Regions from separate parts of the Homo sapiens genome. Here region 1 is linked to region 2. A link is a contact called in ENCODE Hi-C or POLR2A ChIA-PET data. All regions are on one chromosome and are shown on one strand. The core of a region is the stretch at or near the end of the contact, and the rest is flanking DNA. Distances in the headings are between cores, read along the strand shown. Region 1 holds the start of ARFGEF2 (ARF guanine nucleotide exchange factor 2). Region 2 holds the start of SPATA2 (spermatogenesis associated 2).

Region 1 (3,237 bases), core at 350-2,849, 990 kb after region 2:
GTGATAACAATCTCAAACTATGTGACTAAAAATCAAACTTTCCATTTGCTCATTTTGTTAGGAAAAACAGGCCTTTACAGATTCCAAACCAAAGACGTTGGGGCAGTGAATTAGCTTGAAAACAGCTCTGGTCAAATGCATGGATTCTCCCACCAAGAACTCTCTTCTGAAACTCCATATGGTGGATAGTTCTTGCCTTTCAGTATTCAGCTCAAGTGTCACCCTCTTGGAAAAGATTACTTTCCTGACCACCTGATTACTTTTCCTCTTGGAAAAGATTACTTTCCTGACCATGGAAAGCAGTCCTCAAGCCCTCTTTATCACATCTTGCTGTTTTATTTTCAAAATAGTATTTATCAGTATTCCAAAATACCTCACCTATTTTCTTAATTAATTATTTTGTCTCCTCTATTCGAGTATAAGCTCCATAGGGGTAAGGACCATGTCCGTCTTGTTCCCCACTGAATTCTCAGTACCTGGTATGCAGTGGGCACTTGATAAATATTTGTTAAATGATTAAAACTGAAAGATAGGATAGTGATTTTGCTATCAATTATCAAGCCTTTAACTATTAGTTAGAATTCTCCCTCTTTCCATAATCTGAGGGTCCATTCAATCAGCAAATATTTATCGAGCACCTACTGTGCGCCAGGCACTGTTGCAAGCGCAAGGGATACAGCAATGAATAAGTCAGACAAGTATCTTCGCGCTGAAGACCTTGTATTTTAGTGGACTGCTAGGAATAAGCAGATGTCTTGCTCACTACAATGCCTGGGAGATCCAGAACACCTTCTACAATCCTTCCTTGAGGGAAAGAGCTATGGGAGATCCCCAAACCAAAGGAAAACATTCTCCAACGGGCACTTCCAAAACAAGAATCAGGGGTTTCCCTAAACCAGTTGGACGGCTCTTCCTACATGCTCTGTTCACCTAGGGGAACCCCAATCAGCAGAGCTCAGGTAACGAAAAAACTTGGGGCAAGGGCTACTGTTTCTAGGACTTGGAGGTGGTGAGGGGAGGAACCAGGAAACAGGGCGACAAGGAATCGTGGCAAAAGCCCTGAGCTGGAACCCTGAGGAACAAGCTCTGGTTGTCACCAACTTGCTAGGTGACCTTGGGCCAGTCCCGAGCTGCCCGGGCAACACTTCCTCCGGGGGTATAATGAGGAGGAGGCCGGAAGGGTGGAATTCGGGATCGGGGGGAAGCGGAGGCCAGGAGGCCGGGCCAAGGCCGAGTAGGATAGGGCAACGGCCGACGTGCTGAGGCCAGCGCGGGGCAGGGCGGGAGCGGCTCACCCACCGAGCGCCACCTGGCAGGCCCTGCGCAGCTGGGAGTGCTGGGGCCGCTTCACCTCCTTGTCGGCTAGGATCTTCTCCAGGGCCCGGGACACGAACATGCTCTTGGTCTGGCTCTCCTGCATGGCCCCGGCCCGGCGGGGGCTGACGGCCCCGCGGGCGGGCGGCGTGAGCGAGATGGCGAGCTAGGCTGCGGGCCCGGCGTCCCGGCCGGCACCGGCCGCGTCCGTCCGCGCCGCCCCGTCAGGAAGCGACACCTCGGCCCCACGGCGCCGCCATGTTGGAGCGCGTCACGTGACCACGTGACTGGCGAGGCCGCTACGGCCGCCTAGCGTCCGTCGGCCCCGTGACCCCCAGCGGGGCGGAGCCTAAGGCTGGGGGCGGAGCGGAGTCAGGTGGGCGAGAGACAGAAGGCGAGGGTGGAGGGTGGAAGAAGAGAAGGTGGGGAGGGGAGTGGGCATGGGCGAAGGGTATAGGGGACGCGGGGGCTAAAGAAAGGCGAAAGCGGGGAGAGGTGGTGATGGAGATGAGAGGAGAGAAGCGCAAGGTAACGGGAGGTGAAGGGGAGCACGAGAATGGAGATGACGTGGGTAAGAGAGGAGATGAGGAAAGGAAGGGGAACGAGAGGATTGGCAAAAAAGAACGGTGACAAGGAGAGATGATAAAGGGGCAGGAGGAGAAGGCGAGTAGGAAAGAAAAGAGGTGAGGGAGCGAGGACTGGAAGCTGGTGAATGAATGAGAAGTGATCGGGAGTAAGGGGCGTCAGGAGGAAGGAGGAAGGGCGATGAGAAGGCGGCGGCGGAGGGGAAGGGGGGAGGCCCGGCGCGGCGGCTCACGCCTCTAATCCCAGCGCTTCCGGAGGCCAAGGCGGGAGCATCGCTTGAGCCCAGGAGTTCGAGACCAGCCTGGGCAACATAGGGAGACCCTTTCTCTACAAAATAAAAAGTAAAACAGCCGGGCCTGGTGGCGCTGCTTGTGGTCCCAGCTACTGGGGAGGCTGAGGTGGGAGGATCGCTTGAGCCTCGGAGGTTGAGGCCGCAGTGAGCTGTGATGGCACCACTGCACTCCAGCCTGGGCCACAGAAGGAGACCCTGTCTCAAAAAACAAACAAACAAAAAGGAGGTGAGTTAGTTATGGAGGAGATGAGGTGGTGTGGGAAGAGGTGAGAGGGAGGCACAGAGGTAAAAGAAAAAGGAGAAAGACAGGAGGGAGAGGGGAAGTGAAAAGGAAAGAGAGGTAGAAATGAGAGGAGGGGAAAGAGTAGGAGAAAGGGTGAAGGGAGAGGAGGTAGGAAGGGGAGCTGTCAGGAAGAACAGAAAAGAAAGAAAAAGATGAGAGTAACAAGTTAGGAAAACAGGAAAGAGATGGAAAAAGGAATGGTGTAGGAAGGAGGTGAAGGGGAAGGAGGTGAGGAAGAGTGGAAAGAACATGCTGGGAGAATAGGAAATGGAAGGGGTGGAGGGAGAGGGGAGGTGAAAGGAAGACAGAGAGGGAGAGAGAGAAGGTGTGTTTATGTCTATTCTCCACAAGCAGGGTTTCACCACAGCCACTGGCAAGATACACACATCCATATGACCCTCCTGTCACAGCAGCAGTGACCTTGCAGTTCAGTGAACTTCTGTTTATTGAGTGTCGCAGCTGTGCATAGTATACCAGGAAGCACTGACCTCTCTCTGTAGTTTATCCTGTTATAAACCTGTGAACCCTCACAGTGCAGTGAACTGGACCTGGGCTTTGGGAGTCAGGGGAAGAAACCCAGATGGCCAGTGTCACACAGCCTGCAAATGAGTGCTGGGGGACAGATACTCTGGCCCCAAGGCAGCTTCCACTCCATTCCACAATGATGCTATCACAGCAACCATTAGTGGTGTCCCCTGGGCCCCTTCCCCCAAGGGCAGCCATGGGCTTATGCAAAGACAGTTGTCTTCCTTGGAAACCTCAG
Region 2 (3,205 bases), core at 269-2,768:
CAGCCTGGGTGACAGAGCGAGACTCCGTCTCAAAAAAAAAAAAAAAAAAAAAAAAAACTGAGAAATGTGACTGTCTTTGGAGACTTTGGGTCTTTTCTGATAGTAGATGATGACCAGGGTTTCCTACTGGTAAAGCCCTTCTTCAAAATCTTTGTTTCTCTTTTGCCTGTCATAGACCCACAGAGCTGGAGGGGACTTTTTTAAGCAGCCCCACGTGAAAATGCAATATTGTAAGAGCTACCAAACCAGAGTGCTGAGTTGCTGTAAGAGGCAGACTTAAGGTGGGACAGTTTGTCTCAGATGGAATTCCTGTGAACATCATCACATTGCAGATAATTAAGAGAGGAGCTTAAACATGAGCTGATAAAGAACACAGGGACTTTGAGCGGTGCTCAGGCAACGACAGGTAAACACAGTAATGCTACTGTTTGGACAGCAGCAGATTGCTGGTTCTCCAAACGTTTCCCAGTATTGTGTCACTGACTCATCACACAAGCCCCACCGGTTTTAGCTGGGGTCACCAAGACTCAGAGTGAGAATCCTACAATCAATGAACATCTGTTGTGTGCCTCCTCATCAGACATGTGCAGAGCTCGGGGGGAAATAGATGAATAAGAAGCTCAGGGTCTGGTGGGGATGTCAGATTATATATATATATAGTTTATCCGAAAGTGCTGGGATTACAGGCGTGAGCCGCCGTGCCCGGCTTTTTTTTTTTTTTTTTTTTTTTTTTTTTTTTAAGAGACGTGGCCTCGTTATGTTGCCCAGGTTGGTCTCGAACACCTGGGAGCAAGCCATCCTCTCGCCTCAGCCTCCCGACTAGCTGGGACTACAGTCGCGTGCCACCACGCCTGGCTTTATTATTTAATATTACAGGTTAGAAAGCTGAGGCTCAGAGAGGTTAGGTAACTTGTCCAAGGTCACACAGCTAGTAAGTGGCAAAACTAAAAATAGAACCCACGCTCTTAACCGCCGCCCACGGCCCGTAACACCCGCAGCCCTAGCAAGGCTGGATTCCAATCACGCGTGATTTCAGCATCTCACTGGCTCTCTTTGAGCCTCGGTACTTCTGTCCGTAAAATGGGGGCGAGGGATCCGACCGTCAGCCCCTGCTTGCTTGTGCGGAGTCATGAGTACAGCTCGTGGATCATGATAAGTGGCAGGTCCGGGAAGTGGAGGCCGAGTTCACGCAGTCAGCACTCATAGCTCCCAGCTCCCTGCTCCTGAGCGGTTTCCATGACAACCCGGCCAGCCACCATCCCTAGGCCGAGCGGCTTGCGTCACGTCCGGCCTGTTTACTTCCGGGTCCCAGTCTCAGACGCAGCGATGGCTCGTTAGGCTCCAAAGTGCGGTTCCGCCGGTTTCGTCCTCGCTCTTCGGCCTTCCGCTTTGTCCTCCGCCTCTGGGTTGTAGTCTCCGTCGGCCGCGGGCATCGACCGCTTCCCGGAGCCAGCGCGCAGCCGTGGTCCACCCTCTCTTCGGGCCCGCCTCATGGTGACATCATTTCCGGGCCGAGTGTTTCCGGGTCGCTGCTGGCCCCCGGGTACTGGTCTCAGTACCCCTGCAGCCGGCCGGAGAGGCTAGAGCCCGACGGGGCCCGGCTCCGGCGGCAGCCGCGCCTCTCGCTTGCTTCCCTCGGCCGGGCCGTCCTCGGCGGCAGTGTCAGGGTGAGTGACGGGCGGCCGCGGGCGGAAACTGCCTTCGGGGCTTCCCCAGGCGGAGGGGGCGCCAGACAGCGGCAGGGCTCGGCTGGCCCGGGAGCGGGGTACCCTCACGGCAGGCAGGACTACAGGTGGGCCCGCTGTTTCGGCGCTCCCGGGACCCCCAGCCTATCCTCAGGACCCCCATTCTCCCGGGAGCTGCCTCGCAGGCTCCTGGGACCCGCCGAGGGTGGCTCAGGGCCGCCCAAGAGGAACACCCCTCTTCGGCGACTGGCCAAACAGAAGGACACCCCGATTTCGCCACGAGGCAGTTACCGCGCAGGGGTTCCCAGTTCAGGCTCTGGCGGCACACCTGGGTTTGTACTCACTGTGTGACCTTGGATAAGTCACTTCATCTTAAGAGCCTCAGTTGCCTATTTAAGTGATTGAACCTGGTTGCTAGGGCTGGAGTGGAGATGGAATGAGATCATGCAGGGCCTCTGGCATACAGCAGGCGTCCAATAAGTGATAGTTCCTGTTACTTCATTCAATTCACGAAGCCGTAGGGGGGGCCAGAATTTGAGACTGGGCTGTTTTTCACAACTGACGTGGCCCCCCGAGGCTGTAGGAATGACCGAGCTGGGACTTAGCAGCCGCCAGCTTCTGTCCCCTGCAGGGAGGGAAACAGCTTCCTTCAGAGCTTCTCCGAGAGAGGCAGCTGCCACTAGGGAAGCTTCTTTCAGCACCGCTGAGGTTATTTTCAGAGGTTTGGAAGGACTCTGTGTGAATTTCTTTGGAATCTAGTAGGAGTGTGGGGACCTTCTGGTGTTTCACAGCCAGTGGAAGGTGCCTTGGATGTTTCTCGGAGCCTCTTGCTTGGAACGAGTGCATTGGTGTGGGTGGGGAGGTGGAGGGGGTTGAACTGACTTCCCCGTCTCCTGTTTGGAGGCTGATGGAGCTAGACCAGGGATGTGTAAACCTGTGGACAGGGGCAGTGCACAGACCAAAATAGGTCTGCCTGTGCAGAGAGGGGGCGCCTTCAAATGCTGCTTGGGGAACATTTCTGCTTGAATGGGCCAGCTGAGGTAAAGCCAAGCTAATGCTTAGCTACTCGGAATCACTTCACTTCCATGCAGTGGGACTCTAAACAGATACAGCTTTCCTCTTAGATGTTCAAAAAATAACTAAAGAAGCCACTGGCTCCCTGACTGTGCAATATCTCTTTTTCCATTGACTTGCTTTTCAAGAAGGTACCTAGATTGTGGGTGCAGGAGGTGCTGACTGGAGCCGTTGACTCTGGGCACCTGCCTGTCTCTGTGTTCAGGATATTCACAGTGCTGTTTTTTTGTTTTTTGGGTTTTTTTTTTTTTTTTTTTCCACCAGACTGGCACGGCTTGGCGTTCCAATCCTTGGGTTGCTTGGAGAAATTAGCAGCTTCTGTCGCTGGGCTGTCTCGGTCTCCTGTAACCACGATGTTTTTGCAGAGAGCGTATTTTGTTGTTCTTGCAGAGTGCTGGGAATGAATTGCTGGCTCTGTGCTCAGAAAAAACACCAGCTATGACCAG

What was found. Hi-C counts contacts between places; a loop is a spot of excess contacts on that map. ChIA-PET counts read pairs that join two places held with the same protein, here RNA polymerase II (POLR2A). Pooled maps may share reads with other maps.
Region 1: a map of B cell shows a loop between it and region 2 (14-fold over the local background). The contact joins the promoter of ARFGEF2 here to the promoter of SPATA2 in region 2. A Hi-C loop is called at or near these places in 1 of 168 maps with a recorded cell type or tissue (B cell) and 4 of 50 pooled maps. POLR2A ChIA-PET finds 5 or more read pairs at or near these places in 1 of 52 experiments (HepG2).

What each region holds. Positions count from the first base shown.
Region 1 is chr20:48,920,073-48,923,309 of GRCh38, reverse strand. It overlaps ARFGEF2 (ARF guanine nucleotide exchange factor 2), which reads right to left and starts at 1,599. Exons shown (of 39, transcript NM_006420.3): 1 at 1,300-1,599. The coding sequence starts at 1,420. RefSeq lists an enhancer at 889-968 and silencers at 1,339-1,388, 1,429-1,528, 1,759-1,838.
Region 2 is chr20:49,913,842-49,917,046 of GRCh38, reverse strand. It overlaps SPATA2 (spermatogenesis associated 2), which reads left to right and starts at 1,518. Exons shown (of 3, transcript NM_006038.4): 1 at 1,518-1,667. LOC105372653 (a long non-coding RNA gene) reads right to left here and starts at 1,225. Exons shown (of 3, transcript NR_134564.1): 1 at 962-1,225. RefSeq lists enhancers at 1,477-1,536, 2,331-2,500 and a silencer at 1,567-1,816.